Regions from separate parts of the Mus musculus genome. Here regions 1 and 2 are each linked to region 3. Evidence: chromatin loops called from intact Hi-C (ENCODE). Cell type or tissue: gastrocnemius. All regions are shown on one strand.

Evidence for each region. A loop is a pair of places that touch in the nucleus more often than their neighbours do. Peaks named below come from ENCODE experiments on the same cell type or tissue, not always from the same donor. Only the 100,000 strongest peaks of a DNase experiment are listed, where the experiment ranks them.
Region 1: it touches region 3 in a loop (2.6-fold over the local background); 12 of 42 quality-filtered maps call a loop at or near these places.
Region 2: a loop joins it to region 3, with 5 times the contacts of the local background. A loop is called at or near these places in 7 of 42 quality-filtered maps.

The regions. Positions count from the first base shown.
Region 1 is chr5:116,384,128-116,392,127 of GRCm38, reverse strand. No RefSeq gene overlaps it. Among named protein-coding and RNA genes, the nearest start is that of Gm36841, 19 kb to the left of the region's middle. In gastrocnemius, a CTCF peak has its summit at 3,174 (motif pointing left); DNase peaks (open chromatin) are centred at 2,077, 2,572, 5,302 and 5,922.
Region 2 is chr5:116,537,775-116,545,774 of GRCm38, reverse strand. The region is part of intron 1 of Srrm4 (serine/arginine repetitive matrix 4); the gene reads left to right. Among named protein-coding and RNA genes, the nearest start is that of Srrm4, 50 kb to the left of the region's middle. In gastrocnemius, CTCF peaks have their summits at 3,241 (motif pointing right), 4,430 (motif pointing right) and 7,079 (motif pointing left); DNase peaks (open chromatin) are centred at 4,463 and 7,075.
Region 3 is chr5:116,227,504-116,235,503 of GRCm38, reverse strand. All of the region lies in intron 1 of Ccdc60 (coiled-coil domain containing 60), which reads left to right. Gm36502 (a long non-coding RNA gene) reads right to left here and starts at 3,434. Exons shown (of 4, transcript XR_001784946.1): 1 at 2,688-3,434; 2 at 29-205. In gastrocnemius, a CTCF peak has its summit at 3,545 (motif pointing left); DNase peaks (open chromatin) are centred at 158, 388 and 3,491.

The sequences.
Region 1 (8,000 bases), 160 kb before region 3:
TCACTAACATTGTTTCCTCTAATTGTATTTTATGCAAGAGCTCCGTGACTGTCCTCATCCAACCTGTCTCTGTCTCTGATAACTGATACACTGTCTCCCTGAGTGTACCCAACCTAATCAAAGGAGTTCAACTAAGTAGAACTATATGCATGTCATGTATGTATGTAAATGTATGTGTGTATGTATGTGTGTGAGTGTATGTGTGTATATATCTATGTGTATATGTGTATATGTATATGTCTGTGTATGCATGTGTGTGAGTATGTATGTGTCAGTGTATGTATGTATGTTTGTGAGTGTATGTATATGTGTATGTGTGTGTATGTGTGTGCATATATGTATGTGCATGTGTGTATGTGTGTGCATATATGTATGTGTGTGTTTGTATATGTATATGTTTGTGTATGTGTGCCTGTATGTATGTGTGTGTGAATGTGAGTGTATGGGTGTATATATGTATATTTGTGTATGTGTGTGCTTATATGTATGTATGTGTGTGTGTCTCGTGTATATGCACGTGTCAGTGTATGTGTGTATATGTGTCTGTGTATGTATATATGTGCATGTACATCTGTGTGTATGTGTGTGTATGCCTGTGTGAACATGTGTGTGTGCCCTTGTGTGTATGTCTGTATCTGTTCATGTTTCTTTATGTTTGTATATGTGTGTATGTGTCTGTGTGCATGTGTTTGTGTCTGTGTGTATCTGTATATGTGTGTGTTTGTGTGAGAGAGAGAGAGAGAGAGAGAGAGAGAGAGAAAGAGAGAGAGAATGTCTATGTGTGTACATGTGTGTTTGTGTGACATGAGACCCTGCCTGGCTTTTCTCATTCAGTACATTTTCAGTGGTTGTTTATACTGCATCTTGTCTGCCCCTCATCCCCTTTATGACTGCATGATACTCCACACTGCATGAACGTCCCATGCTTCATTCACACATTTATCTTCTGACACACACTTCATAGAGTGCTCCCTCCTGGTAAAACATTACTCAGATGATGACATAACTCTATTCAAATATTGCACATCTCAGTTCATTCAGAGAAAAAGCTGGAGTTCTTACCATGACCACTACAAAACCTTAAAGAGTTCTACTGCCATCTGCTATCCACCATCTACACTCTCTTAACCTCTGGACCTTCTGACCTCACCACTCCCGTTTCTCTATCTCTGTAACTAAGGGGCTATTAGGTGGAATGTCAAGGCCTCTTTCTTGTATTCATTCTCATTCTGTTATCCCCACTTTACAGATGGAGAAACTGAGGTTCCAGAGCAGGCAGTGGCTTATCCAAACATCCCCGAAGCATACAAATGCAGGAAGTCAGAGCCTCAGCCCAGCTGCCAGGCGTTTTCTGTGAAACTGCTCCCACCTGTGACAATCCAGAAGCTTAAAAGGAAACTTCTTCCCCAGAGATCAGCTCTAAGCCCAGGGGAGTCATAATAAAGATGAAGAAAAAAAGCTTCTTTTTTATTAAGAGCTTCCTCTGTGTGTCAAGCTTGCCTTACTGTGTGTCGAGTGCTTTCCAGATGTTTCCTCCCCAGGAAGGCAGGAAAGAGGATTGTCCCCTCATAGCTCATGGGGAGTAGAAGACACCAGGTTGCACAGTTCATCATGGACAGAGGTGGTATTTAAGGCTGGCTCCCACGGTACAAAGACACACCCTCCTAAAACCGTGGCCTCTCTAGTCCTACCCACACATGGGTTTGCCCAGTAACCTTCCTACACACAGCAGATCAAAGAGGGTGCTTACAGAGGCTGGAAAGGCAAATGTTGCACCAGCGCATACACCTGCCCTCTGCACGTGAGCAGCAGGAGACAGGGGAACCAGGCACAGGTAGGGGCAGGCTTTGGGAATCCTATGTGCCCTGTAAGGATAGCCCTGAGATGGACAGTGCCAGGGCCTTCCATCCCAAGAGCAGGCGATTCCGTCACTGGCAAACACATCACGGAAGCCCCACGCGAGTTGTGCCAGTTTCCGCTGGAGGAGATGAACTCAATTATCTGCCCGGTGACAAGCTTGGAAGTCTGCAGGCTGTGAGAGAGTAAGGAAACAATCCCCCAGCATGCACTGTGCCCAGGGCTGGCTCGGAGGGAGTAGAGAGAACCAGAAGACAGGGCTCACTGCCAGAACTGAATCTGTCTTCAACTTCCAGAGCTTGCTTTGATGCAAGAGCCTGGTAATCTCTGTGGCTTTTGAAATCACCGTAATCCTATCAAGCGGCATGTCCTGAGTGCGTACTGAGTGCACCAGGCTTTGCAGGGTGCACACACTAACTGGCTACGCATAAGTTAGTGTGGGAAAGTCTCCCTTCCATAGGAAAAATGCTGAGTTTGGGGTGATCCGTGCTTCACCCTAGTGTTAAATAATGGACATGAAGAGAGGTAGCCCAGCCTCAGGTCAGAGGTCATCTCCTGAGGATGCTCCCCACTTCGCACCAACACTAGAAGCAGGAACAGTCAGTCACTCCCTCCCAGACTCTCATCTCTGCATCTAGTTCCAGAAAAGGGCCAATGGAAGGAGAGTGACTGGAGGCAGAGTGTGGGGGGAGGCTGAAGAGAAGGGAATAGAAAATCCCAGCCCTTGGGGAGGTAAAGGGCACAGAGAACTTGGAACCGAGGTCCTTTTATTTAGAGGAGCCTTGTCACACTGCCCGCCAAGGTCTGCTGTGCAGTGCCAAAGATTAAAGATCATCTAGATGGAATTAAATCTACATTATGCAGGGTCTGTGGGGGTGAGGGAGGGGATGGCAGAACCCTTCCAGAGCCTGTGGGATGGGGTGTCGTGTGGAGGGACAGAATGACATGAGATGAGCATTTCTCTCCCCCAAACAACCAGTTGAAGAGGGGTCTAGGGTGAAGGTCTGAGCTCCATGAATCTCACCTCCAAGGTTTCCCTAAATGCTTCCCAGGAGTATCATCCAATGTATTCCAATCCCTTCCTAGTCATCTTGGATATTCCTGGTCTACAGGCATGTAGCCACAAAGTTCTCTCTCTCTCTCTCTCTCTCTCTCTCTCTCTCTCTCTCTCTCTCCCCTCATTAGGAATAGGAATTAACCTATGGATGGCTCAGCGGTTAAGAGCACTGACTGCTCTTCCAGAGGTTCTGAGTTCAAATCCTAGCAACTATGTGGTGGCTCACAACCATCTGTAATGGGATCTAGCACCCTCTTCTGGTGTATCTGAAGACAGCTACAACATATATATATATATGGATTTTATTATATATATAATAAAACCTTTAAAAAAACACACACACACACACACACACACACACAAGACATTTACAGTCACAAAAATTGTGGAAATGCCAAGTGTGGTGGTACATGCTTTTAATCCCATCACTTAGGAGGCAGAGGCAGGTGGATCTCTGTGAGTTCAAGGCCAGCCTGGTCCATGGAGGGAGTTTCAAGACAGTCAGGACTACACAGAGAAAAAGCACAACACAACAAAACACCCAAATTGTGGAAGGAGCATGGAAAATAGCCCAGGAGCACTCTTAGTAAACGCTTCGTGCGTTGCGTCTTCGTACCAGCTGGGTGGGGTGGTGTCTGTGTATCAAGTGCTGAATAAGTGGGCAGGTGGATCGCCCGTTCTCACTGACAGACTTGGGCCAATGGGAGACTTTGTCTCATTCAACAAAATGGGTGGTTCCCGGGGAACAACACACAAGGTTGACTTGGGGTCTCTATATGCGTGCGCACCACACGTGCATGCATACTGGCACCCTTACCTAGCATGCACCCACAGAAACGCACACACACACAGACACAGGTACACAGAAACACATATTCACACACACATCATGTTGGGGAATAGTCTTTACAATCACAAGGAATGAGTCACATCTGCTTACAAATGGTGTATGAACGCTATGATGCCATTTAAAACCCCCATAGAAACGAAAGCCCTAGACAGACACGGGTATCATCAAAGATGCTTCCGTGTAAGGAAGGGTAGATTCATTGGACGTTTTAAAGTATGTTTTCTAATTTATCAGCGATGCAGATGTGGTGCATGTTTTCAAGAGGAAAAACAGAGAACCTGTTCTTCAAGAGAAGAAGAAAGTGAATACTTTGGGGCTCATGAAATTTCTGCTGTATCTACCCTGGCTTAACTATGGTCCTTCCATTTTGTTTTTTTTTTTTTTTTAGCACCTTAGAAGGCATTATGCGAGCTCCACATGACCACTTGGTAAATGTACAGACAGGGAGGTCACCCAGATATCTGTGACCTTTGTTTGAACATGGAGCAGAGAAAGGAGAAGAGGTTGCCCTCCTGATTCCCAACAATTTCCCTTCCTTTCCCGAATTATGGGGATAGCCACGAAGCTGCCCTCCAGCTCCCAGAATCCTTCACATCGAAACCCCGCCCTCCAGCTCCCAGAATCCCTCACATCAAATCCTGCCCTTCAGTTCCCAGAAGCCTTCATGCAAAGTCCCTGTCAATCAGTGCTCACCAGGACCACAGCTCATCTTTCATTTTTTTAAACTTGCATCTGTATATGTGTGAGAATTTATTTGGGTGGGGTGAGGGGGTGGGGCACACATGTGCACATGCCTATGGAGGCCCTAGGTCAGCTGCAATTGAAATTCTTCAAGTGCTCCCTACCCCCGCCGCACCCCTCCCCCTCCCCATTTGTTTGTTTTGAGGTCTCTTGGTGACCTGAAAGTCACCAAGCAGGCTGAGCTGCCTGACTATCAAACCACTGGGATCCACCTGTTTCCACCTCCTTAGCAGTTGGGGTTGCGAGCCTGAGCCAGCTTTTTTAAAACATCGGTTTCTGGGAATGGGACTCAGGTTCGAAAGCTTGCCAGGCAAGCACCTCACCAACTAAGCTGGTTAACGATGATCTAGGAAGACCATCTTTGCAGGGAGTCGGGAGAGGGAAGAACGAACAAATCAGTAACCAGGACTACGGACTTGGAGTTCAAATCCCCATCTGCCTTAGATGACGCCTTTCCCTGCCCGAGTGAGAATTCCCAGCTGAGGAAAATTCCTATTCTAAGTTCAAATCTCACCCCTCCTTAGGTTGAAGAATTGACCTTGGGGAAGCCACTTCAGCCGTCTTTTTATCATTATCCTCATTAAAGGGATCCTGTTTTTGTTTTTAATGGTGTGTGTGTGTGTCTGAGTGTGTGTATGTGTTCTGTGTATGTTCAGGTACCCAGGAAGGTTAAAAGAGGGTGTCAGATGCCCCGGAACTAGGGTCACACATGGTGGCCAGCCTAATCATAACCATATTTTCCTATCCTCTGAAGCGTTAACTCCAAGTGAAGACTTTTGAAGTGGGATCTAACACTCCCTGGACTTCCACAGAAATCAGAGTATCTCACCACAGATGGATACCTGGCTAAAAGCCAGATCAGCAACACACGGGTTTGCTGAACTTGCTGGACTTGGAGATGGATGCTCTAATATTCAATGAATATGAAAATGGCCTTAATAAATTCATCTTAAATGTACTCAGTGAACACACACTCCTTGGCAGCACTGTAAGCCCCATTTGTCGGAAGCTAAATATTGCGGGAGGCTGTTTTAGCCTTTGTACGACTGCTTGCTCCTGGAGAATATCTTAAACAGGATATTGGATGTAATTAAAACACCTTGAATAATTTCATCATAAAAGTATTCAAAACATATAAAGTTACTGAGTATTATCGCTGAGCACATTAGTAGTGCGTTCTGATGGATCCTTGTCACTGACTTTATTTAAAAAAAAAAAAAAGAGTATATGTCTTAGTCGTTAACGTTTGATAAGAATTGTCCTTAAAATCGGGTTCTGAAAAAATAGGCAAATTTAGCGAACTTGATGGATTGATCAGTGGCATTTTGAGTCCCTAGGGAACTATGATGGAATGGTTTTTTGATGGACTGGCAAATTCTCTCATGATGACTACAGTGTCCCCCGTGGAGACTTGAGGAACTGCAGCCAGATTCATCTCTGGTAGACTTCTGGAGAGCCTGGACCCTTCAGCGCTGTGGAGCACCCCACCTGTTCAAGCTCCTGAAGATGACGGCCCACATTTTAAGATGAGCCTTCCTCTTCGGGCTGCTCAACATAAACGGCATTTTATGCCACAGATGTACACGTGATAGACTAAGCCGGAACGCAAGCACACAGCTCCGAGTTTGAATCCTAGTTATGGCTGTGTGATCTTGGGCAACTGGCACTACATCTCTGAGCTTTTTTTGCTTGCTTGTTTCTCCTTCTGAGGAAAAAAAAATGAGTAAAACCGAGTCCCATTATAAGAATTGGGTCAAAGATTACACGAAGCGCTGAGACACAGGAAGAACTCTGCATCCGGTAGTCTGGGTCACCACTCTAGTGCCGCTATCATCTGAGAAATTCTCCTCTAGTTTTAGGAAAGTACCTTCATGTCTCCAGCTCTACGCTTAATGGCTATAAATGCTACATAGTAGACATTCTTCTAGATCCTTCCATGGCTCTCAAAGAGAGCAGCAGAGACCCCAAAGGGTGCCTGCTACACGATCAAATTTCGACAACTCGACTAAGGCGCTGTTTTCGCTCTCCTGTCCTCTATCACACAGAGGAACTCTCCAGAGATTGTGTGACCCGTGAGACCCACAGGAGAATGCAGGTTGGAGCAATTGGGAGAATCCTGGCATCTTCCTTTTATTGGTGTTCAAATGACTTGGAAAGGTATATACATTGCTCTCCTTCATTTATATTTTGATTTGTGGAAATAAAATTTTTCATAAAAAATATGTCAATGTTAGCATTTTGTGGGTCTCCTGTTTTAAATAAAATGCACCTTTCAAATTTCTGGTGTGGTTGGTCCATACACCAGCACAGATGCACTCTTGGCGGTAGTTAGGAGTGTTTAAGACTGAAAGATGTCTGGAGATCAGTAAGCATGAAAACTGCTGGATTAGACTAGATTAGAATATTTTATAGAGTCCAGCCTAAGCTTGTCTTTGCTGTTGTTGAGACAAGGTCTTGCTATAGAGATGGTCTTAGCTAACGTAAGATTCTCTATGTATATAGGTTGGCCTTGATCTACCTGTCCCCGTGTCTGCCTCCTGAGTGCTTAGATGTATATTATAATATATATGTATATATATGTATATTATAATATATATGTATATATCTCACATCTCTATCCATTCCTCCATTCCTGGAGACCTAGGCTGTTTCCATAACTTAGTTGTTGACGTCATGCTGCAGTAAGCATTGCTGGGTAAATGTCTCTGTTCTGTGTTGACTTGGAGTCTTGGGTGAACCCCTAGGAGTGATATGTGGGTCCTATGGTAGATGGACTCTTTTTTTCTGAGAAACTCTCCTACATTATCCATAAGGGCCAGACTGATGATTCTTCCCTTTCGTCCACATTTTAACCTCACCAGAATTTGATGATGATGATAATTTTTAATGTATGTGAGAATAGTCGCTCTCTTCAGACACACCAGAAGACATTTGGATTTCATTACAGATGGTTGTGAGCCACCATGTGGTTGCTGGGTGTTGATCTCAGGACCTCTGGAAGAGCAATCAGTGCTCTTAACCACTGAGCCATCTCTCTGTCCCCTTCTTCTTTTCTTTCTTTCTTCCTTTCTTCTTTCCTTCCTTCCTTCCTTCCTTCCTTCCTTCCTTCCTTCCTTTCCTTCCTTTCCTTCCTTCCTTCCTTCCTTCCTTCCTTCCTTCCTTCCTTCTTTCTTTCTTTCTTTCTTTTTTTTTAAGATTTATTTTATTTATATGAGTATACTGTAGCTGTCTTCAGACACACCAGAAAAGGGCATCGGATCTCATTACAGATGGTTGTGAGCCACCATGTGGTTTCTGGGAATTGAACTCAGGACCTTTGAAAGAGCAGTCAGTGCCCTTAACTGCTGAGCCATCTCTCTAGCCCCCCCCCCCCCTTCTTATTTTCTTAATGGCTGACATCCTGACTGTGGTAAGATGGACTCTCCATGCAGTTTTGCTCTCCATGACTCTGACAGTGAAGGAGGCCACAGATTTATTTATTTAAGCTGTTCATTC
Region 2 (8,000 bases), 310 kb before region 3:
TCTAACGTGGAAAAGTACAAGATAAATAACAGTGCAATCCCATACTTTGAATATAAACATCAATATATATGAGACAAGATCTTATTATGTTTCTCTGCCTGGTTCTGAACTCCGTATGTAGACCAGGCTGTCCTCAAACTATCAGAGATCTGCCTGCCTCTGCTTCCTGCAAGCTGAGATTAAAAGTGAATGATTTCATACCAATTGGCTTGATGCATTAAAATAAATAAACAAACAAACAAACAAACAAACTGTATCTTTACCCCTCTCTTGAAAAATTTTAAATTGTACTTTAAAGCTTTTGTGATTTCCCCCATACACAGGGGTTTCATGGAATTTTCTTTCCTGGTTACAGATGGATTTCAGGAGCACAGTCTTCCAATTCATTGTGCGAATGCATTAAAGTGAAACATAAAACCACGGTGACCTTTTTAACCTACGAGGATGATTCTCTGGTTCACCTGTGTTATAATTGAATTCTTTAGCTTTTACCCATTGACATTTAAACTGATCCTAGATGTTCAAAATTAGAAAAATGTTTTCGGGGAGTGTCTTAGTGTCCAGGCCTTTGCGCACATCTATCTGTAAGACCTTGTACTGTGGCTATGCATCGATGCGTGTAACTGAGAATGGAGGGCCAGGGAGATGGCTCAGCAGTTAATGGGACATTCCACCAGCCTGATGACCTGAGTTTTACCCCAGAATCCACATGGTGGAAGGGGAGAACAGACACCTGCAGTTATCCCATGACCTCCACACATGCATCATATGCCTGTGTCCACACACATCACACACACAACACACATAACACACAACACACATAACACATATGCACAACACACACAACATACAACACACATACCACAACATGCAACACACACAACACATGCACAACATACAACACACACCACAACATGCAACACACAACACACACTACACACAACACAATGCATATACAACATACAACACATGCCACACACAACACACAAAACACACAACATACAACACACACAGCACACATAACACACAACATACAACACACTCTACACACAACACACACATACACACAACACACAAGAGAGGCAGAGAGACAAAGAGAGAGACAGACAGACAGAACAATGTGTGAAGAAGAGTCAGTAGCTTAGACAGCACTGTCTTTCTTACAGTTTGTACAACTTAGGTGTCTGAGTCCTCTGCTCTGGGGTATCCCTCAAAGCCAACGTGTAGATGCAGGTCTCATTGGGAGACTCGAGTTGGGGAGAACCTGCTTTTCAGTTCTTGTAGATGGCGGTTGGCAGGATTCAGTTCCTGCAGCCTGAGGGGCTGTGGTTTAAGCTGGTTGGTAGTTGTTCACCTGAGGCTTCCTGAAGTTCCGTGGCGTGTGTGTTTCTACACGGGTCAGCTCACAGATGTCAGCTGTCTTCATTAAAGCCAGCGTGAGTTAAGGGTCAACCCCTGAGTGAAAAGAAGTTAAAAATCTCACATTTACAGATGCCACTGTGCAGTCTGGCTTCTCTGTCGACAGAAGGTTCAGAGCAGGTCCCGTCTGGCTTGACCTTGAGGGAACGGCGGCATGTCAGAGTGAGCTCCAACAGGAGCAACCTATTATCAGAAACTCCATGGCTGAGTACAGAGCTGCTTTTAATAGTTTTGAGACAGGGGCTCATGTGGACCAGGGTGGCTTTGAACTCACTGTGTGGTGGAGGCTGCCCCTGAGCTTATGATTCTCCTTCCTGTCTTCACCTCCTGAATACTGAAGTTTGGGATTTTCTGGGAATTTAAAATTCATTAGATAAAAGTTCTGATGATGGCTGTATAATATTTACATCTAACTATGGTTCTGTAAAATACTCCTTATTGTATGCATTCATTTGTTCATTCTCCAGCCTGGGTTAGATATGATGAATTGTCTGTTTTATGGCTGACTTTTAAAAGATATAATTTCTTCATATATTCACACAAAACATTCATGTGTTTTTCTAATGGATTAATGTTTTCATTTATTGTCCTTACTTCTCTCTGTTCAGTCTGATGTAAAAACATTTAAATTAGGAGGTACAGTGTAATTTCCATCTATGTACACATATGTCTAATATGTCTACATATTATATATACACATAATATATATAATATGTGTATATAATTATTAACATTTTCACACTTTCTTCCTTTTTCACTTTCTGAAATACTTTAAAGAAATTCCTAGAAACCCTGTTGTTTTGTGCACTTTTTGTTGTTGTTGTTTTTTGGGTTTTGTTTTGTTTTGTTTTGGTTTGGTTTGGTTTGTTTTTCGAGACAGGGTTTCTCTGTATAGCCCTGGCTGTCCTGGCACTCTCCAAAGATCAGGCTGGCCTCAAACTCAGAAATCCGCCTGCCTCTGCCTCCCGAGTGCTGGGATTAAAGGCATGCGCCACCACGCCCGGCATTTTGTGCACTTTTAAAATTCATTTTAAAGAATCTCTGTCATTGTCTTTGACCGATGGTTTTCTTCTCATGTAACTAAAGGTGTTTATAGGTGTCACTTGGCTTCTGAATGCAGAGTTATCTGGTCCTATAATAAGTCTGATATATGAGATCCTCATTTGCGTTGACATGTCCAAGTTGGCCACAGCTTTGGTTCGATCCCCGTAATGAGTGCGCATGTGCAGTCTTGTGTACCCCCTCAAATGCCACACAGCCTTGTTAGCTGGGTTGGGGAGGCCAGTGCTGCAATCTCTATCAGGAGTGTCTCTCAAAGGCCCGCGTGTTTGGTTTGGGTTCGCAGATTGGCACTCCTGGGAGGCGGAAGGTCTTTGAACCCAAACAAGCCTTTCTACTCTTGCATGGTGGTACAGAGTGGCTAGGAAACCTAGGCAGCAAGTGAGATCTAAGATGGGAATCTGCATGCAGAAACTCTGAGGTCAGGTGGCGTTTAAACGTGCAAAGGAAGAGAAGCAGGACTGGATAGAGGGGGGAGTAGAGCTTTGGTGGAGCCTCAGCACAGCCCACAGATAGCTGGCGAATGCTTCAGAATGGTCTCTTTGTCCGGGCAAGGAGATGGTCTTGTGCCCGTCAATCACCAGATGTTGGTAGCTGCAGGAAGGAGCCTCTGTGTTAGACATAGTCCCCGACTACTCCACTGGTGGTTAAGTGCTGCCTGCCTGCCTGCTGGGTGTGATCTACAGGCTGAGGGAGGATCTAAGCGGGCTGTCCTTTGTGATTTGAGTGGGAAGTGGCCCCCAAGGTACATGGATGTGTTTGAATTGCTCTCCAGCAGGTGGAGCTGTTCTGAACGGGTCGTAGAACTCTCAGCCGGTAGAACAGGGCTGGAGGAAGTTGTTAGGTGCGGGCAGGCCTGGGGTTTCATAGTCTGGGCTCATTTCTTGTGCTTCCTGACTGCAGAGGCCATGTGAACTGTCTCCTCAAACTCCTGCCTCTAAGCCTTAACCTCCGTGGTGAACTGTAGTCCCTCTAACTGTGAGCCAAATAACAATGTTTCCTCCCTTTAAGTAGTTTTCTATTGGCTGTTTGGTCTCTGCAATAAAAATAAATAAATAAATAAATAAATAAATAAATAAATAAATAAATAAATATGTGTTTGTGAAGCAGAATCTGCAACCTCGGTTAGAAATTTCAAAGTTTTTGGAGTTTGTTGTTTGTTTCTCTCTAATAAATGAGCCATCAATGTTCAGAAATCATGTTTATCTTTCAAAAAACTGAAAACCCAGTACATTTTATTCAAAGTTGCTAATTTTTTTTTTTTTACTCACTTGGTTTGTTAGAAGATGTTAACATTTATTCTAATAAAATTATGCTTTGGCTATTTTTTCCTGGCATCTTCCCATTTATAAAATGCCTCTCGCAGCTGTGACAGTCACTGCCTAAATACAGTATTTTATCTTCATTACGGGTTGAATTTCCTGCTTCTGCAAAATGCTCGCTTTGAACAGTCTTCCCACTTGCTTTGAATTTTATATCCATTGATATTTTTCATTTTTGTCTTATCTATCTTTAGCTGTACCCTATTTTCTACCATTTCCTATCATTTCCGAGCCAAATCTGTTAAAAGAAGTGCATAACAGATTTGTAATTTTGTGTTTGACCTACAACGGAGAACACAGGCTGGTGTGCTAGTGATGGTGTTTAACCCCCTTCCCGATGACAACCAGAGCCAATTTAATGTCTTGTTTTTTGTGAACATCAGTTTTCAGATTGTTAAAATATTTACCCCATCTCCTATTTATGGTTATGTGAGCTATATAGTTATTTTGATCTCCTATTTATGGTTATGTGAGCTATAGTTATTTTGATTAATCTCATACTTGGAGGCTGTACATTGTTGAATATTTTTCAGGATGTACTCATGTAAGAAGTTAGCGTTTGCACTGTTATATCATTTTAATTTATGCATGTATGTGCTTTTCTTTGTGTGTGTGCATGTGAAGGCAGTACCCACGGAGGCCAGAAGAGGGCACCAGACCCCTCCCCCAAACCGGAGTTCTAATAATCAGCACCAGCTGATGTGGGAGCTGGGAATTAGACTCTGGTCCTCTGCAAGAGCAGCAAAACTTTGAACTGTGGAACCTCTCTCCAGCCCCTGTATTTTAAAAATGCAGACTATGTTTCTATTAATTACTAGTGGATTTTTTAAAATATAAATCTCAGATCACATTTTCTCCTCAAAGCTACATTTTTGTTTATGCTATAGAGGGAAGGTTTATGGCTTGTTGGTTTCTTGGCAGTAGCTCCCCCCACCACTTGGTTGATAAAGTCTCTTGTCACTGAGCCTAAAAGAATTCACCAACACAACACAACAGCCTGTTCTCACTTTTGCCTGAAACTTGCTGCATCTGTTTGATTGGCTGGTAGATTTGTCTAGAACAGCAAAGTTTTCATCATCAGTTCTTATGTATTTCTTCCTTGTTACACACATGTCCCCATGGCTCTTCTGTGTATATTTCCTGTCACATGCATGTCCCCGTGGCTCTTCTTTCCCTGTTTCATGTCTGTATCCTGAGTGCATGGAGATTTTTCATAAGCATTCATACAACCTGCTCTTCAGAGCCTCTACTGTACTGTTAGGGTTTCTTTCACTCGCTTTGTAGGGGCAAGAGCTCCTGTGACGCTGGGGCTCAAACACAGGGCATTGTGAATGTGGGGCTGGGCAGGTGCTCTCCCATGGAGCATCCTTCCCAACTCTGCAAGTTTAATTTTAGTTTGCACAACATTGTTTCCATTTCTGGGACAGTCCTCAGGTTTCATTGCTCCCTAGTCTGATGATATCATCTAGTTTATCTAGTTTTATAGATACAGTACTTTCTTAACTGATGAGTGTGTGTGTACACATGTGTGCATGTGTACATGCATGTATGTGGGGATCAGAGATTGATATCCTTTGTTTTCCTAGACTGTATTTATTAAGGTAGGGCTTCTTGCTGAACCCAGAGCTCAACCAATTTATGGCGATAACCCCCTTGCCCTGGGGACTTCCTTCCCCATCTCCTGAGCAACAGAACTCCAGGCACCATGGCTGCCCTGCTTTCACGTGGCATCTGGGGACCAAACGCTGGTCCCCACGGCTGTGTGTAACTGCCTTATCCATGGAGCCATCTCTCCAGCCCCCTTTGTCCCCAATCACAAATGCTTCTAAACTTTTCTTCTCAAGGTAGCTGTCCTATTGAGCCTTTCTCATCTTCTCCAAGCATTTAGGACGGTTTTAACTGCTTCCTCGTGCTTACAGAGCCTGCTCCCTGCTTCTCGTACATCAGTGGCCCATACGGCTTGTCAGAAGAATTTAGTAGATCTTTGATTGGCTATTCCAGTCCAGGGGAAAGAGAAAGCTGATTGTATTGTAATTTTCCTCTCCCCTTTCAGAGATTCAGCTGCTCGGAGAGATAAGAAAGGTGTCCAGACTCAAAGCTATTTTTGGCGCCTGTGTGAGAGGTTTCCTTTTATTCTTTGTGGGAAGCCAGATGTGGCCTCTGCATTTGGTCAGCGAGAGCCCCCGCCATGTCTCCAGTACTCACTCCAGCAGCCTCTGCAGATCACCGCCTTAGGCTCCTCCTGCTGTGACTATTTGCTCCTATTTCAATTTCCACGATACCTGTGGGCTCCAAAACTGTCACTCAGTGAGTTTGTAATGTGCACCGGTTCCTCTGGCAGCTGCTTCCAGATCCAGCCAGGGTCTCCTCTCATAGCACCAGGGGCCATTGTTCTGAGCATATGGTGGCTCCCAGCTAAACCCAGACCTCCATCCATGCTCAGCCTGTCAGCCCTGTATGCTGACAATACTTTCTGTGTTTCTCTGGACATTAACCTTGTCCTGGATCCCAGCAGAAGTGGTGTCAGCAGTTGGATACAGGAACAAGACAATCCCCTCACTGGCTATCTTGGCAGATATTTGGGGACTAGAAAAGGAGAGTGACATGTGACACCCATGGGTTCATTTTGAGAGGTGCCCAGGGGAAAACTGAGGTTAATGGAGAAGGGACAGCTGGGTGCAGAAGAGATTGGTGGAGGGGTGGTGGGGGGGAGGAGAGAAGAAAGGAGACATAGGACAGAAGGCAGAAGGGGTCCTACCAAATGGTCCACGGTATCCATGTGCACCTCACAGTGCCAACTGTGGGGTGAGCCACATGTCCCGCAAGGAATTCTAGGTGAATTCCTTACTAGTCTTCCTCGTTCCTACTCCTGCAATCTTCTGTGAAAAGGAGAGGGGACAAGGGATTTTTGCCACTTTTTAAAAATTAATTATTTTATTTATTTACATTCCAGCCTTCGCCCCAACCCCCACAGTTCCTCATCCAATTTCCCCTTCCCCTTGCCTCTGAGAGGGTGCTCTTCTTCTCCCCCGCCCCCCGCCCCCACCCCTGTAGTATCCTCCTTCCCTGGGGCCTCAAGTTTCTCAAGGATTAGGCACATCTTCTCCCACTGAGGCCAGACTAGGCAGTTCCTTGATATATCTATGTGCCTGGGGCTGCAGACCAGCCCATGGATGCTGCCTGGTTGGAGTCTCATTTTGAAAAGATCAGAAATTGCTTGGGACTGGGCTGACAGTAGCTGTGGACTAGGTATCAGAGGCAGGTGGAGATCACCGCCCCCTGCTGGTCAAAACCAGAAACGACCCCTTTCCTTACACATACTGTTTTTTTTGCATTGGTTCTTGAGCAAGTGGCTTGTCTTGTTTCGTTCAGAAGGTGGAAGCTGGATAGTGGAGGATGGAGTGGGTCAAGGATGGGGGAGGAGGGAGTGGGAGAGCAAAGGAGGAGGAGGAGGAGGAGGAGGAGGAGGAGGAGGAGGAGGAGGAGGAGGAGGGAGAGGAATGGAAGGATAAATTACTACCCAGAATGCAAAATGGTAAGCCATACGAAGGTGGAAATGTCACAGGAGTTAAGGCCCATTATCAGAAAATAGATTTTCCTGTCCACGATGCAAAACAGATAGTGGGAGGGGGCTTGTAGGTGGGGTTGAACCAGAGGCTGAGAGACACAGGAAAGATAGGGCTTTCCCTGCCTTGATAATGAAGGCTGGATTTCTGTTGAATTTTTTATGGATGTCTGTATGCCTCCTCATCGTATTACAGTTCGGATGAAAGATTATCCCCAGACTGCTAAGGAAAATAGATCTCTGAAAATCAAGATCGCACTGCCAAGGGCCACCTTATCACATGGAATTTCTTTATGGGTCAGTCTGGTTGATGTATCTGTGTGTGTGTGCACTGTGGGTATCTGTTAGGCCTTGCAGACTTGATCACTATGGGAACAGCTGGCTAATATATGTGGTACCGGAGAATGGGGATTGTGGGGTGGGCGGAGCATCTCTATGCGAATGTGGAGTGGGCGGAGCATCTCTAACAGTTGCTAAAGTGGAGGGATAAGAAGATGCGGGAACCCGCTGCGTTGAAGCACTCAGGCTCTGTCTAAGCCCAGACCTAAAAGCCTGAAATGCCTGGACTCTATTTCTCTCTGTCGTTTTTTTAGGTCCGTGAACTTGGGTTAACTGTAGGCCCGTTATGAATCTCA
Region 3 (8,000 bases):
CGGAAGAGCCACGGTGAATCACACAAACCTGTACCAGTATCACGTGTTACTAATTACAGTTAGGCTGCCGTCGCTTGGCCCCTTGTGGTAAGTTGGGCATGGAGCCAGCCACACCACCAGGAAGCCGTGTCCAGGCTGGTGCACACCTTGGAAAGCGTTTGGACCGCTACGGTCTGGGAAGTTCTTGTAAAGCCGTGATCAGAGCCTGAAGAGAAATTAAATGAGTTTATATAACCCTGAGCACTACCTGTCTCCCAGGGAGGGCTCGTCCCCCATGGCTTCGTTTCAGTGATGTATTGCTGTGTTGTACATTGCCCCAGAAGTGGGCCACTTAAGACAGCAAGCCATTTATCACCTCCAGCTGCTGTAGACTGGGAATCTGGGTGTGGCTCAGCGGCAGGTCTCCGCCCCAACCAAGATGGCCCCAGGGCAGCTGGTCTCTCTGGCTCTCTGTGTGGAAAGGTGGCAGCTCGTGAGCTCAGTCCGCACGGCTGTGGGCAGATGGCAGCTGCTCACAGGCTTCGTGGAAGATTTCAGTTCCTTGTCACGCAGGTCTCCTTTAAAGGAGAACCTCACGGCCTAGGAAGCTGGACTCGCCAGGAGCAAGAGCCAATGGCCAAGGGGGAAGCCACGCTCCCTCTGCCACCCAATCTCAGAAGGCACTGTTTCTGTCAGTTTCTATTCATCCCAAGGAGGTTACTGGGCTCGGCCCACCTCCCAAGGGAGAGGTTACACAGAGGCGGGAATAGGGGTTTCTGGAGCCATCCGAGAAACTGCATAGCATAAATAGATATAGGAGAAACTTGGGCGTGCGTGAGAGTATGTATGTGTGTGTGTGTTTTCCTCTGTGTCTATGCATGTATGTGGAGGCTAGAGATTAACCTTGGGTATCTCCCTCAATCATTCTCCACCTTATTTTTGTGAGGCAGAGCCTCTCCCTGAATCTGGAGCTCACTGCTTTAGGTAGGCTGGGAGCCCATATCTTTACTACTACTACTACTACTACTTTTTAAAATCTATTTATATGAGTACACTGTAACTGTCTTCAGACACCCCAGAAGAAGGCAACAGATCCCATTACAGATGGTTGTGAACCACCATGTGGTTGCTGGGAATTGAACTCAGGACCTCTGGAAGAGCAGACAGTGCTCTTAACCACTGAGCCATCTCTCCAGCCCCCATCTTCACCTCTCAAGTGCTGGTGTTACAGGCGTGTGCCGCAGCCAGCACTTTTTTGTGGGTTCAGTTCCTCATTCTTACATGACAAATGTTACTCTGTGTATGTATGCATGTATGCCTGCCTGCCTGCATGCATGCATGTGTGTATGTGTGCTTGTGTGCATTTATGTAAACTCTCTCTAGAAGTAGCTACAAAACTTGGCAACTTTAGTCATCTCCAGAGAAGAATGTGAACAACTTTCTGGCAAGATAGGAGTGACATGTTCCCCGCCCCCCCTTTCACGCTCCCCCCCCTCATCTGTTTTTAAGCCATTTAGAAAAACCTATGTTGATTTTTTTTTTTAATTTAATGAAATGGACTTCACCACTGTCTATTCAGTACTTGGCTGGGCTCCCCACTCCTAAATTGATTTTGCTAGCGTGACCTCCCACGGCCTCCGCACAGCATTGCCAGCTTCAGGTGTGTTCTTCTGTGTGTTAGGTCGTCAGAAGAACCTGAGTGACACACCACCACTTGCGCCCCAGTCTCCAGTCATACTCTTATACCCAGCTCCTGCTGGCAGCATCCTCCATCTGAATTGCCCACGGAGGGAAGAAAAGTGGCACGTTTTGGTCACTGGTCTCCACAGCTATGCATGGACTGTGGCAAGGAAGGACCAACAGGAGGCAGGCACAGAGTCTGCGGAAACCTGCTTTTTCCCTGACACTGAGTCTTCTTAATGATGGCCCGAAGGCCCCGGGGAAAATGTGTGTTTCTGATGAAAGAAACAGATCGTGGGGGTGGGTGTCGGGGGCAGGAGAGAAAGAATGACAGATGTTAAGAAATAGTGTTAAGGTTTCAGCTAGGACTACTCAGATTCTCTCTCTCTCTCTCTCTCTCTCTCTCTCTCTCTCTCTCTCTCTCTTACAAAAGACACACACACAGGTATGAGGCAGAACACTTATCACACAAGGGAGGAACTTGCTGGAGCACGTGGAGGCACCTTTTCTAGGTTTTATGGCTTGGCAATCAAGAGTTCTAGCTTTCTAGGCCTACTTCAGGAATGGGAAGGGGAGGGGAGAGTGGAAAGGCCAGAGATCAGCTGCTGGCTTTCAGTTTGACATAAGCTCTGTGAGCGGTGTGTGGTGTCTGCATGACACCGCCCCCACTGAGGGAGAGTCACCTACAGCCACTTCGATTGATCAGCTCAGGCCTCTGCTTCCCGAGACACTCGATGTGATGTCCTCCACCACAGCCCACTGTGAGAATCCTGAGCCCACACAGTATTCTCAAGAGTGCGGCTGGAATCTCAGCATTCAGGAAGCACAGGCTGGATTGATTGCAGCCTAACCCTGCAGCAGCAGTAGCAGACCTGGGCTATCCTCGGTGATCTCCATGTCTCCTAATGAGGTCTGCATAAAGTGCCATCCTGAGGAAGGCACCTGAGACATCCCACCCCAGGAGCTCTGTGGTCACACTCTAACCAGCTCTGGCCAGCTCTTTTGTCCCTTAGTTTTCTTCTACTCACCAGCAGCGTAGGGTCAGCTCCCGTATGTACGATTAGATGCTCTCCATAGGAAAGTCAAGGCTGAGAAGCTGGCTATGACTGGTAGGCTGGGCTAGTTCTTGGCTGAAGCAATCCAAGGACGGAAGGCGTTCTTTGGGCTCACAGTTTGAGGGTGATCAGGCTGGCTATCCTGTATCCTTGAGTGTGTGCCGGTTCCCCCTCAGGAGCCGTGGCAGGCATTGCTAATTGGTTACAGAAAAATCTCTCTAATGAGACCGGATCTCGGGGTGCTCCAGCCAGTCTTTAAGGCTGGCAATGGAGTAGAAGCCCTTGCTTCCTTGATCAGGCTGCCTATGGCTCTCATGTACCCTTGAGTGTGCTGATTCCTCCAGGGGCTGTGCCAGACATTGCTAATCAATTACAGAAAAATTTCTCTGATGAGACTGGACCAGGGTGCTCCAACCAGTCTTTACTTTGCTCCCTCAAAATCTTAGTGCATTCCCCGACGCGTGGAATTTAAGCTCTATCCTAGAACCTATTTCCTTAAGCTCATCCAGGGTTATGAAGGACATCCCTGAGCCCTTCACTGAGACTTGGGTTGGTTACCAGCATCTGACGGCTGTACCATTGATCCCTCATAGCAAGTCTTAACTCCTGAGCCATCTCTCCAGCCCATAGCTGGTCTTTCAGACAAGCATGGTTTGTTATCTTTTTAAACTGGCGAACGGGCTGTTGGCACGGGTCTTAGTCTCTGGCTGGTGGGGGACTTGCAGGAGCCGGCAGCCGATTTCCATTTCAATCAAGCAGAGAGCTGAGAGAGGCAGATCAAAAGAAAATGGAATTTGATCGAAAGCCATGGCTTCTAGTGCCACCTACCGGTACATCTTCACCTCGCTGCCCTTGCTGACCTGGAAGCCCTTTGTAGTTAGTTACCCAGCTGTCTAGTTTGGAAATATTCTCATACGCTCTCTAGAATTCTTTGTTTTTAACTCGCGGTGACATGATTCCGTGGGTAAAAGCCCCAAGTACTCGTGACATAGTGGCAGGAATCTCTGCTTGGTAAGCCTGGTTAAGCTCCCTGTACCAAGCATGGAGTTTCTCACGGTGTCCGATGAAGACCAGGCAGGCACTGCTTTGGAGCCCTGATAGCTTGCAGGGACAAGGAACAGGAGGAGCAAGGGTGTGTGTGTGTGTTTGTGTGTTGTCTACGGCTGGCAGTGATGGAGATGGAGACTGCCGCCAGGCGTGGAAGGAAGACAGCTTGAAGAAATCTTTAGGAAGTAAGACGATCACTAGGGGCAGCTGTCGGAGCCGGAAGCTACCACAGGCCACAGTTTTCCACGAGGGTTTAGCCACGTCCCAGTACAGAAGGTCACAGCTCGCTGACTCCTGTGTCAGATGAGGGTCACAGGAGCAGGAGGCTGCGCTCCATACCGGTGTCTTCCTGACCTTGAGGAAGTCACCCTGTCTCTGGGTCCTGTGGTTCCCTTTTGGCAAGGTAGGAGTAAGGATGCCCGTGAGGTGAGGAGGATTCCTTGCGGGGGTGGGGGCGGTAAAACTAAACCATTGAAGCTGGGACAGAGAAGAAGGAAGGATGCTCCACAGATACACAGTAGGTCCGCACATGAGGGGCACATGGAACATGCCTGTCCCCGCATGGCCAGCTTGACCCCTTGGCATCTGCAAACCTTACCACATTAGCAGTACCATGTCCCCTTCATAATTAATAAGTACCCCCACGGTCAGCTGTCTCTCCTCACAGTCTGAAACAGCAAGGAGAGCTCAGAACGCAGACAGCAGGGGCTTCTTTCCTCCCCAGGGCTATGGCCCTTTACCACCCCCAAAACTCCGTGTTCTAAACAGGAACTCCCTTATAGCTCCCCACCACCACACATCAAGAAGACAGTCCCCTCTTCTGTCACTTCTCTCCTCTCCTTCAATGTCCAGGCGTGACGGCATGTCCCCTGGGTTCATAAGAAGGTGGGGGAAGGGGAGGGCCACCGGCCCTGGGCAAAGAGGTTTGTGATGAATTGAACTCAACAGAAAAATTCATATTTCACTTTGTAGCGTGTGCTGTGGCCAAGGTCCTTCATGCCCCTCACCGGTGTGTCCCAGGTACCCTTTATGTGGCTCTGATTGTTAGTTTTTATTTGTTTGTTTGTCTCTTGTCAACTTGACACAAACCTCGACCCTACCTAGGAAAAGGAGAGCTTAATTAAGAAAAGGCCTCTATAAGATTAGCCTGTAGGCATGAGTGCCGGGGGGGGGGGGGGTCCCGCAGGGGCGCATTTTCTTGATTAATGATTGATTTGCAAAGTCCCTGCCCACTGTAGGTGGGGTGGGTCATCTCTGAGCAGGTGATCCTGGGTTCTGCAAGAAATCTCTGTCTTTTCAAACAGCCTCCCCTCCCCCTCACAGCTCCGGGGAACCTCCCAGCTGTTCCCTGATGTCTGTATCAACTCCCAGCACATTTAGCAGAATTCATTCCCATCTTAATCTGATTCCAGAAGATCAGAGTCTCAGGTCTGACAAAGATGAGTTTAGAACATCCTTCCATAAAACACAGACTTAGAAGATTGGTCCTCTGACCATGACCTTCAACAGATTGTGCCGATTTTCTACCTTATAGACAGAAATTCAGAGGATAAGCTATTTTTAGATCAACAGCTAGTCCCTACTATGTGATACAGGACCCTATCCTATCGGGGGAGAGAGACTAGTGTCATTAAGAACACATGCAGGCTATGGTGGTGTGTGCCTGTAATCCCAGCACTGGAGGTGTGGGGGGTGAGGCAGGAAGATCATGAGTTCAGGTCAAGCCTGGGCTACATAGTGACAACCCTCTCACACAGAGAAGTTGCTCTGATGTCACTTGAGCCCAGTGCCATGCCCAGGCTTTGCCACTCGACAGTGTCTTGTTCACCGTGGCGCGCATCCTCTCCACTAAAGTCTCCACTGATCCCTTATAAGATGGGATTGCAATGTGGCACAGACAGGTAACATCACGTGTCTGAGTAGGAATGTCCTTGGGATAATGGGTAGGGAAGAGGTGAATGTCGCTGGTAGGCTTAGCAGGAGCTCCATTGAACAGATGGGGAAACTGAGGCTCTGGAAGGGAACGTGGCTCACTCAGTAGCAGTCCGATTTAAGTAACAGACCCGGGCCACCTGTTGAGGGCAAAGCCCTTTCTCTCCAACCAAATGAGACTCCACAAGGCATCTGTCACAGTCCTTGTAGGCACACCTCACACCACCAGTGGGATGTTTTCAACACAGGAGAGATACTCAGGGCAGAGACAATGTCACCACCCATATCCAAGAGCAACAGGAAAACCAGTGGCTCCAAAAGCCAATGGCACACCCAAGTAGAGCAGGGACAGATAACCAAAGTGAACTGTCCCTAAGGCGTGTCCCCTGCACCCAGGCTAAGTCATGGAGTAGCTAGGCATACGCAGGCTTTGCACAGTGCTCACATACATCCGGTTTGTCGATTGTTCCCGGACTTCCTGCAATGCTTCTAGCTTTGTATTGGGAATGCATTCTTCATTGTGGAGCCCTTTGGGATTTGTGTCCCCTGGGTAAAAAAGTCCCAGTGTCAATGGTCAAAGGCATTACGTCTAACGGAGGAGGTGGTACCTATAAAGATGCACAACTTTCAGTGGTCTCCCGGAAAGGGAGGAACACCTAAGAGGGTTATAAATAGCCTAGAATCACAGGTCTGGAATGTTTCAAAGCCATGGTCCAGTCCATCACAGCCTCATTGTGTGGGAAAGAATAAACCTTTTCTCTTTGTAAGTTGGCCACGTAGGGCATTTGTCACAGTGATGGAAAACTGACTACCACAACGGCTTTTGGTGAAGGTTTCCAGAGGAAGTAACAGGGAAAGACCCCGGTTGTACCGCAAAGCCTTGGGAAATACTGGAAACACCAGCTTAGCATCAAAGGATGAGGACCATCTACAGTTACGGTCTACGGCAACCTACTTAAGTCAAAGCAAGAACCAGCCCTCTAGTCCAAAAGGCCACTTAAGCCTTGCTAACCCAGACTCAGGGAGGACCCAATTACTAAACCGGTGCCACAGCCCCCAAACCATCTCCTCTGGGCCATCATTTCTTGAATCCCATATGGGGAGCACATCCTTAAAAACTACATTTCCCAGGATCCCTAGGTTTAAACAATTGAAAATTCCAGCAGGAAATCAGAGTGGGAGAAAGGGAGGGCCCAAGGGTTTTCTTGTCTGTCTCTCAGGAGAACTGAACTTGACATCCGGTGCCAGGCAAGCCAACCCCAGGGCTTCTCGGGCCCCCTTCCCTTCGTCCTGCCTGATGGCTGGCCAAGGTACATCCAGAGTTTCCTTTTACTCCCCTGGCTTTCCAACCGTTCTCTAACTGTTCTGTTTTTCTACAGAACTACGTGGCATGAGTCTGGCTTCCCATCCGGAGCCTGCCTGATGCCATGCATAAAACGGCTTGCTCACATCACTCCAGGACCTTAGACAACTCAATTCAAATCAGCATTAAACATTTATATTTTTGCGCATCGAGAGAATTAGTCAGGAGTTGCCCTGCAAACATGAAAGACACCATTATTTAATTAGAATTAATATATGTAAATTACAGAAAATTAGGAAAAGGAACAACCCGAGTCAAAATGATTGTTTAATTAACTTATAATTCCGACACCCTGATACGACATCTCTATTGTTGATTTATTGTGTTTACTTCCATATTACTCTATTATGACATGGATTCTTTGCCATCAATTTAAAAAAAAAAAAGTCGACTGTACGAGATGATAGAAAATTGTGAGAAATTTCTAGACAGAGGAAATATGGGCATCTGTATAATTGAATTTCTTTACACATAAGCTGCATTTCCACGTGAAATTATATTCCGCTGCCACTCTTCCATGTCAATAACCACGCATCTATAGCAACAGGAAGCAGCAGAACCGAACCGTCTTCACTGCCCAGGCCAACCATGGCTTTGCCCCACAAAGGCCGGGTTGCTGGGGCATCAAGGGTTTGGCATGGTGACTCACACTGCTGTGGCAGATATCCTTGTGGGGAAGCTACCTGATTTCTTTGCATGGCAGTGGCACTGCTGGGCTGGGGAGCAGGCAGCTATGCACTATGATGGGGACACCTGAGAAATGCCGTGTTGGGTCTCACCATCACTAGAATGTGCCCATACAAATCTAGGTGGTCCAGCCTGCCTCCCACCTATCATTAAATCCATCACCAAAGATAGCTATCGACCCAGTCGAAACCACCCAAGGCTGCCATTGGCAACAACACAGCAGCCTGGCTTGGAGCAACTGGGGATTTTATACAAAT